Linked DNA regions of Homo sapiens: region 2 is linked to region 1. The links are chromatin contacts, found by Hi-C or POLR2A ChIA-PET in ENCODE. All regions are on one chromosome and are shown on one strand. The core of a region is the stretch at or near the end of the contact, and the rest is flanking DNA. Distances in the headings are between cores, read along the strand shown. Region 1 overlaps PHKB (phosphorylase kinase regulatory subunit beta). Region 2 has its middle 79 kb from the start of ABCC12.

The links. Hi-C counts contacts between places; a loop is a spot of excess contacts on that map. ChIA-PET counts read pairs that join two places held with the same protein, here RNA polymerase II (POLR2A).
Region 2: a map with no recorded cell type shows a loop between it and region 1 (2.0-fold over the local background). The contact joins two enhancer-like sites. A Hi-C loop is called at or near these places in 1 of 37 single-sample maps with no recorded cell type. POLR2A ChIA-PET finds 5 or more read pairs at or near these places in 1 of 52 experiments (activated naive CD8-positive, alpha-beta T cell).

Annotation. Positions count from the first base shown.
Region 1 is chr16:47,491,400-47,496,154 of GRCh38, forward strand. The region is part of intron 1 of PHKB (phosphorylase kinase regulatory subunit beta); the gene reads left to right. Among named protein-coding and RNA genes, the nearest start is that of PHKB, 32 kb to the left of the region's middle. RefSeq lists enhancers at 704-1,226, 1,518-1,587. Within about 2 kb of position 2,137, at least 23 of the 41 ENCODE cell types and tissues checked have a DNase peak (open chromatin) inside an H3K27ac peak, as active enhancers do.
Region 2 is chr16:48,074,335-48,079,089 of GRCh38, forward strand. No RefSeq gene overlaps it. Among named protein-coding and RNA genes, the nearest start is that of ABCC12, 79 kb to the right of the region's middle. Within about 2 kb of position 2,262, at least 4 of the 41 ENCODE cell types and tissues checked have a DNase peak (open chromatin) inside an H3K27ac peak, as active enhancers do.

The DNA.
Region 1 (4,755 bases), core at 887-3,386:
AATTTAGTCCTCCTATTTACATATTGGTGACATCTGCATTTTACTAATAATCTTTAAGGCTGTTGTTATTTCCCAAAGATTAAAGTCACGTGAACTAAAAGGTACCATAGCTTTTATCTTCCCTTTAAAAAATATTTCATCCAAGCACTTTTCTTCCTTTAGGCCAATTACTTAGAGGTCTTTTTATAGACATCACACTCAACACATATATAGCTACACTGACAGGCAGACTAGAAGAAGATTCAGTAGTTGCAAGACCTTTCATTTGCCAGTCTTTATGTATCTCTCATAATGTGAAGTAATTTCTGATACTCCCAAAAGTAAAAAATGCCAGATAACACAATGCAAAACAGAACAGAACCCTAAATTCTGAGAGGGATTTATCCACTTCCAGTTCCTGGGGTTTCATGAGGAAAACAGAGGTTTTTTGCAAAATGGGGTATCTGGCGCCCCGTGTTTTTCCCAAGGAGTCCCAGGCTGTTGGAGCTTGAATATCTGCTTTTAATTAAACTGACTTTTAGCCATAGCACTCTTTAATAAGGTCCTTTTAAAATTTCTTAATACCTGACTTTAGCCAGGCCAAACAGCTGATATTTCTGGCTTTCAAACTTTACTAAAGGCTCAGAGAAAGAAAATCCAAGTCAGTTTGTGGAGGGGCAGGGAATCAAAAAATGGCAAAGGTCCTGCAGATATCAAACTAGAAAGAACTCATTTCCTAAGGCAGGATTGAACTCCTGGCTGCCATTGTAAAATGGTGAGGCTAGAACAAAACATTGCCACGTGGTTGCAGGCCTTGCTCCCAAGGATGTAAAACAGAATGGAGGCCTGCCACAAAGTTTGCTATGGAAAGATGGACAAAGTACACTAGATTGGCTACAGATTAAGACCAGCCTCACAAATCCTTTTTCACAATTAAAACTCTACTGAGAATATAAACAGTGATCCTTATCATTCCTAGCCTAGTTAAAATGTCTTCTAAAAGGAAAAAAAAGCTAATTTAAAAGTCAACTGCTGATCTGGTGGAGAAAAGGAAAGAAAAAACCAGTTTAAAATGCCTAAAGAGGAACCTCTTATTTTTATGCAAATGGATGCCTCCATCAGTGAGAAAGACTTCATTACTGTTCAAGGGAGTGGGACCTTCTGGCTGGGGGAGCGGAAGGCTCTATGGATGCATGGCAGGGAGAGCTGCCTGCTGTTGGGCACCCTTGGTTCACGCACCCCAGCCTTGGCAGGGAGGGGAGGGTGGCGGGAGCTGCTGCTCGCCCTTCCGTCACAAAAAAGAAAGGAAAATGCCATGGAGACTGAGGCTGACCTTCTCAACACCTGGGAGTGACAGGGGTTGGGGCATGGTTTCCCCTGCCCTCAGAAGTCTGAGGATGAAAAGGCTTAAAAATGAGATAAAAATAGATTTGGTTTGCATCTCACTCACCCTTTCTTAAGCCCCACGTTGGGTGCTAAACTGTTGTAGGACTTTCTCCTTAGTTCACCTAAAAATGGGGTCCTTGTCACACAACCATGAGAGATTAGGCTTGCAGGCACTTTAAAGGGCAAGAAAAATTTATCGGGCAAAAAGGAAAACAAAGGTAAACAGAGAGTCTCAGCAAAGCCAAAGTCTTGCTAGCTGGCTTCCGCCTCATAGATTGAATCCTAGGTACCACCCTGGAACAGGGGAGATCAGGCTCCTCCCTCTGGCAAACAGTGCGCACTTCCTGAGGCTCCACCCCGTTGCACACTCCTCCCAGTGTGCAGGCCAGTTGGAAGTTCTCTGGGGACCTCTTTATGCTTGCTGTCTCATTCCTGAAATGAGGCCAGTACACCAGGAGCAGGAGGGGGGAAGGGAAGAGCAGTTAGAATAAACAGAAAGAGGAAGAGGAACAATTTCAGCAGCACTTTTCATTTTAAAAGTCACTTTATAAAATTTTACATTTTCCTTTTGCAAAGAAATAACTTTGTCAGAACCTCTTTTAGAAACTTCTAAGTATCATTGAAAATAGCTCTCCTAGTTATTTTATTTTAGAGCTAGCTTTTTAAAATTGAGAGTACAGATAAACTAGTTGAGGTATTTTAAAAGTACACTATTTCGACCGTTGTAATTTGGGGTCGTCTTTAGTTACGTGTGACCAGTTTTCTAAATGTTAGCATGAAGAGGCACCATAAGCATTAAATATAAATCCAGCTGGTGTTTCTAAAGGTGGGTCACCCTTTAAGGACAAAGTCTAGGTTTTAGAGATAGTTGTCCATAATTTTCGTTTTCCTTCCTGAATGACCAGAAACCTAGTGGGACTCATGAGAGCCTTTTATTATTTTGGTCACTCAAGAACATTTTAGATTTATCAATTGAACCAAGCTTCAGAATTTAACTGGTTTTTAAAATTACATGTTTTTCACTTAAGCCTCAAAGATTCACTTCCTCTTTTCAAAGACCAAAGTTTAAACTATAGAAAAGGTTGAAAAACTCCAACTAGTAGTTCAAAATAAAACCTTAACTTCAGAGAAAAATGAAAGTCACAAATCCGAGGTCAACAGATCTCTAGAGAATAACAAATGAAACTCTTGCCTTTTATAGAGCTTCACTTCCAACCTCAACTAGTTAAGAATATGTACAAATTGAATAAAGTCTTAATCCTTAATCAAGCCAGGAGGATTCAGATCCCAACAGGGGCCTTAGCAGAGATTCCTGCTGACTTTGGCAAGGTTGGGTGAAGGAGGACTTATCGTATTGGTACCAAGGTGCTGATTGCTGGTAAAGTGGTGGGGCTCTCTAGAGGTCCACTTCCGATCTCATCTAGGGTACCAAAATGTTAACCTTAAATAACTAGATTCCGAAAATGTGATTCATTATAGAGTATTCAAGCCTAAATCTATGTGGAAGCATAGATAGAAGCTGCCCTGAATATATCTTCTGATTAGCATCAGTTACAGGTGGATTTTAAAGGAAAGAGGCAGCTTCTAAGTTGTGTTTCCAGTAACTTATATTAATATAATAAAAGTTATTGATTAGCTCTATATTGTTCTTTGTATCACAAATTCCAGGAACTGGAAGATAATGGGTAAGGCAGCTAGTCAGGAACAAAAATGCCTGTAAACATGGCCCTTGGGTGTGGGTGCATAGGAAGGAAAGTGTGATTGAAGTCCCTTACTCTTGTCTTCCTGAGCCTGGTAAGTTTTGCATACCTCACCTAGCTCAGTCTGCTCTGAGCTATTTTTCTCCTATCATTGATAAGTTTTATTTTACTTTGTGATGTTTGCGTATAGACATAATGCGAATGGGAAAAGCATGGAAAAGAAAAATTAACATTTTACAATTTCATTTCAATTGGAACATTTAGTAGAATTTTCTGTTATTTTGTAGCTCTTTAATTTGCTTTGGGAATTCATGCTCTATTAATTGCTGTCTCCATTTTTACTGGCATTGATGCTTTCCAGATGTCCTATTTTTGTTTAAAATGTTAACATTGATTACTTTTCCTTTGACTTAGATTTGTGGTATTGTTTACCATAAATTGTGTAGAACATCCTTGTTAATTGTGTAGAACATCCTTGTTTAATTTTATGTAGTTACTTTAGAAACAATACAATGATGATCACTAAAATAATAACATTTATCTAACCAAGCTGTTCTTGACTTATCATGGGCGTTCTTTGAATGTATAATTTAGATGATTTTACTTTTACCCTTTTCTGCTATGCTTTGAACATCTTCTATTTTTCCTCTTACTGAATAGATACTTATTTTCTTGAGAGGTCTGATTTTCCTTTTGTTTATTTATTGTTGCCTCTAACAGAACTCCTTTTTTTTTTTTTTTAAGAAAAATTAGATGACAGAATCACTATAGTCCCTTAGTTCTTAAATATCCTAGCACTTTTAAAAATAAATATTTTTAAATCTAAAATCTTGGTATAAATATCATCAAAACAATCTCTCAAAATCAATTCACCTACCATTGTAATGCAGGTTGATTTAAGTTTGCATATTCTATATCCATATGCTCATGTATCATTTAATTTTAATGGAATTATATACTCAGCTCTTGGTGATTTATGTTTTGTATGTAAAGCAAAATACTACCTCTACTAATAGAGATCTAAATAAAAACAGAAATGTTACCCGCAATTCTTCCACCTCAGCAAAGGTGTCCCCTTTAATTTTTATATATACATATGCACAATTTATAAATTATGATTATTTGTACCTAATTTATTTTCTTTCATAGTGAATGAGCTTCACTGGGAGTGTATAGACTCCTAGAGCTTATTACCTTATGCTCTAGCAGTGGCATATTACTCCTTTCTGATTGCCAGGCTACCCATATGCTTATACCTGCCTGGAGCTAGTTGAATACAGGAAGGCAAGGGCATGACTGGAGGGGGCTGGGTCCTTTCCTTTGAAGCAGGAAAGGAGTACTGATGTTCTGTATGTTGATAGGTCTCTCCGTTCCTCACTATGGACCCATTCCTGTTGGTGCCATTGTGAATACTCTTGTAAGAAAATCTTCTTTTCGCTCAGAGCAAGTCTTATCTACAAATTACCTATCTTTTCAGCAGAAGATAATGAGACTGTTGCCTGAATGTATAGGCCCTTTCTTTACGTTCTTCTTATTGTTACTATCTGCGTAAACATAAAGGCTTCCCAAAACCTTGGCTTTAAACTAGGATGTTGGACACAGCAATTTTATGAGCATAAAGGCTTTAATTTTCTTTAAAAACAGAATCTTAATCTGTGCCAATGTGATTTCTGCCACTAGGTAAATTATA
Region 2 (4,755 bases), core at 1,012-3,511, 580 kb after region 1:
TCCACCCCCCTGTTCTGCTTTCTTCTGTGTTGGCTTCATTCACAGCAGAATTTCTCCTCGTGATGTCAAAAATGGCATCTGAGGTACCCACCATCCAAGAAGAGCTCACATTTTCCCCCCAGAGTTCTAGATAATGTGTTGGGTTTGTGTCCATCCCAAACCACTCACACCACCCCTGATATGTGACCCTCTGATTTGCCTGGTCTAGATCCCAGGCCCATACCTGGGGACCATTGGTAGAGTCAGTGTCATCTGAACTACCCAGGTTCCAGGCTAAGAATAGAGTGGGTGGTGGTCCCCAAAGAGGAGATGGGAACTTGCAAATGATGGGTTTGATTTTGAGCTCAGAATTCTTTGACCCCCCTGGGCTAGGTCAGATTTCCTAAAGATTGACTCTGGGACAAGCATTTATATGCTTCTGACGTATCAAGTATATTAGTCTGTTTTCACGCTGCTGATAAAGGCATACCCAAGTCTGGGAAGAAAAGAGGTTTAATAAACTTACAGTTCCACATAGTTGGGGAGGCTTCACAATCATGGCAGAAGGCAAGATGGAGCAAGTCAAATCTTGCGTGGATGGCAGCAGGCAAAGAGAGAGCTTGTGCAGGGAAACTCTCGTTTTTAAAACCATCAGATCTCATGAGACTCATTCACTATCATGAAAACAGCACAGGAAAGACCTGCCCCCATAATCCAATCACCTGCTGCCGGGTTCCTCCCACAACAGGTGGGAATTGTGGGAGTTACAATTCAAGATGAGATTTGTGTGGAAACACAGACAAACCATATCATCAAGGATATATTCTCGGGGAAAATTTCTAAGTAACACAAGGAGGAAGAAAGATACGATTTCAGGCAAAGTACTATGGAAGTTAACTTCAGCCTGAATCCACAGGGGAACTTGGAGTGTAAGTTCCACTTTAGGATCTTCCCAAAACGAGGGAGCTGGGCCTATCAGCTCAGAGCTCACCTGGAGGAAGGTACACTTCTAGCCCCTTTGGCCCTTCCTTGGGTGTGCACACTCTCACTCTAGTAGCCCAAGGCAGTCCTGGGAAGAAGAGTTAAAGGTACCAATTACAGGTAGCAAAAGCACCCTGAAACACACCAGCAGCCGGGACTCTGGGCAGAGTATTGACTGATGGTGTTTACTAGAACCCCAGAGCTCATGCTTTTCTCTCTGTGTCATACTTCCCCATCCTCCAGTTGTCAGTCCAGATATTAACATGCTGCCTTTGCTTAGAGTGAGGTCACTTGGCTCTAAAATCCCCACATCAGAGAAAACTGAGGAATTTGATTAGTGTGGCACTGTTATGACCACTTACCAAAGAACCCTTTTGGTTGCCAAGCCAAATGTACTCTCTGTACAGAGTGGCCTCATCATTTCCTAAACGATTCTGCTATGTAGATGATCTCTGATTTACCAATTGCAGAAGCAAAGAGGCAAATAATTTAAATGGATGCGCTGGAGGGAACTTGGCTCTCCCGTCTTTTCCACCTCATGCTTGGAGAAGAGCTTCCCCTGGCAAGGGCAGCATGCATCATTACAGACTGGCACACATGACCCTTGTGTGTCACTGGCAGTGTCTGCCCTCAGGACACCCATCTTGTCCTGGGAGGGGTGATGTGGTGGAACCAACCCCATTTCTCTCCCCATAACATAGTTGGCTCTGCTGCAGGGGGATTGTCTGTGGCCCCACTTTTCCTTGGCCAAACTCCCTTTATTACTAATGGACTTTTCCCCAGCACCTGCCCTAATTGTTTCTATGACAAACTGTTCTCCCTTCACTAGTTGTATCCAAGCCTTTGGTGTTCACCAACCATTTGAAGATGCAGACTGTGAAGTACTGAAAATTTTCCAAGCAGTCCTCAGCCCTAGTTAGGCAGTGGCTGGCTGTCTCCCCAGCCAGGCTCGCCCTCACTCCCAGATCTTTGTTTGAATGCTTTCCTCAACCAGAAACAACACCTTCCCCAGCCTCATCACCTTCATGGCTCATACTTGCCCTACAAGGACTGTTGGTCATGTCCAGAATTGTTTTCACTTCTTCCATCCTTTCAATAGAAGAAAGGATCAAAAGAGTGAAAAATCAGGTGAAATACTGAATGAGTGAACAAATAAATGAAAGAATGAATGAATGAGCTCACCACATAACATCACACTTCATCCACTGGTATTTTATTGTGTGTACTTTGGTACTTTTAAGTCATTTCCGCAATAACATGATGAGCTGCCCGGAGGAAAAGAGCTATATTTTTACTTCCCTCTGGAGAACAGTCTGATGCAATGTGGCTGCATGGACATAGCACTAAGCTGGAATTCAGGAGCCCAATCCTCCCCCCTACCACTCTTTGAATGAACTTGGACCAGTTTTAGATCTTCTGGGCCTTCTTTTCCTAATGTGTGAAGTGAAGAGATTGGACTGGGAAAGCCAGCTCTGGGATAAAAGTCCAGTTTCCTCTCCCTGCCATCTGGGTAACCTTGGGAAAATACACAATCTCTCTGAGCAAACAAGAAAAGTCATTCCTACCTCATGAGCTGTTTTAAAGCCTTAATGATGTGATGTATGCCAGGTTCTTAGCCCATAGCTAATAATTATAGTCTCTGAGCTCCTGTACACATTGACATAGTGAGAATATTCATTTGAGAATGCTGTATTGGCCAGGTGCAGTGGCTCAAGCCTGTAATCCCAGCACTTTGGGAGGCTGATCAGGACAGATCACTTGAGGTCAGGAGTTCAAGACCAGCCTGGCCAACGTGGTGAAACTGTCTCTACTAAAAATACAAAAATTGGCTGGGTGTGGTGGTGAGCACCTGTAATCCCAGCTACTTGGGAGGCTGAGGCAGGAGAATAGCTTGAACCTGGGAGGCAGAGGTGGCAGTGAGTCCATATTGTGCCACTGCACTCCAGCCTGGGTGACAGAGCAAGACTCCATTTAAAAAAAAAAAAAGCTATGTTAAAAAAGGAACCTTGCAAGATGGGCTACCACAATTTCTCTTTCTAAAAAATGCAAAGCCAATAAGCACATGAAAAGATGCACAACACAACTCATTAGGGAAATGCAAATCAAAACCACAATGAGATACCACTTCACACTTATTAGGATGGCCTTAAAAAGGAATTAAATTCTGATACACGCTGCAACATGGATGAACCTTAACTGAAATAAGCCAGACACAAAAGGACAAATACTATATGATTCCATTATATAAGGCACCTCATGCAGACAGAAAGTAGAATAGTGGTTGCAGGGTTTTACGGGGACAGGGGAATGGGGAGTTTAGTGGGCACAGAGTTTCAGTTTGGAAAAATGAAAAATATCTGGAGACGGATGATGGTGATGGCTGCTCAGCAATGTGAATGTACTTAATGCCACTGAAATATACACTTAAAATTGTTAAAATGGTAAATGTTTTGTTATTTCCATTTTACCATAATAAAAAAAATTATTTAGAGCAATGCAGAACAATTGCCACAAACCACGCTGAGGCTTCTTTGAGTGTGGCTCTTGCCAGGTGAAGGAGGCAGGTTTGTGCTAAAACAATAGAAACTGACTTGGTCTGGTCCTTGAATGCTGGTCTCGGCAGAGGGAAAGCTCTCAGCTGAAGCCAGGAACGTGCACATCATGAAGTTAGGCAGGGCTTCTCCATGGAAATTGACATTTATTTGAAGACGTTAATGCTTGATTTGGCCTTACCCAGAAGTGACCTTCTACACAGGGCCAAAAGAAAAGTGATTTCTTTGATCGTCCATCTGACCCAAAACTGAACTCCTGCCTTTTCCAATTCATTTTGAATCATGCTGTACTGGCCAAAGTGATTCCAGCTCTTAGCAAAGAACATTTCATATTTTACCAACAATTCTGGGCCAATTTCAGATCTGTTCACTTGAACAGCAAGAATAAAATCTGTGAGTTCTCTCTGGGTCTTTCTGATCTTAAGCAGTAGGGAGGGAAGGCAAGGGGAATATTTATAATTTGCGTGAAGCTTGGGGGACAGATGAGAATCGGAAACTCCTCCCTGCTTCAATGTGAACTGGCTCACTTGGGCCACATCTGAGTGGGAGGGAGACGGTGTAACTCGCAGTGCGGGGACTGGGATTCTTTCTTCCTCAGGTGAGGATCAGCATCTTCCCAGGCAAGAGGAGAATATGACTCTTCTGTGTTGTTTACAACACTTTGGGCTGCAAGTAACAGCAAGACCAACTAGAGTTGGATTAAACAACAAGGAAAATGTATCCTCTATAACAGGACAAGAAGAAGGAGCTATACAAAAGAATAAGATCATGTCCTTTACAGCAACATGGATGCAGCTGTAGGCCATCATTCTAAGTGAATTAACGCAGAAACAAAACCAAGTATCACATGTTCTTGTAAGTGGGAGCTAAACATTGGGTGCACATGGACATAAAGATGGGAACAACAGACACTGGCGACTCCAAACGTGGGGAGGGAACAAGGATTGAAAAACTGACTATTGGGTATGTTTTCACTACTTGGGTAATGGGCACACCAGGAGCGCAAATCTCAGCATCACACAATATACCCATGTAACAAAACTGCATGCATACCCCCTGAATCTACAATTAAAAAAAAAAAAAAGACAAGAGGTAGGGTGACTTCAGGGTTGGTATATCAGCAGCTCCGTGCAGTAAGCAAGTCCCTGTGCTCTGTCCTTCTGTCTTGCTTCCTTCATGCTCACACGAGGCTGCTGACTCCCCAGATAGACCAGGCAACGGGAGGGTATGCCTTCCAGACCCC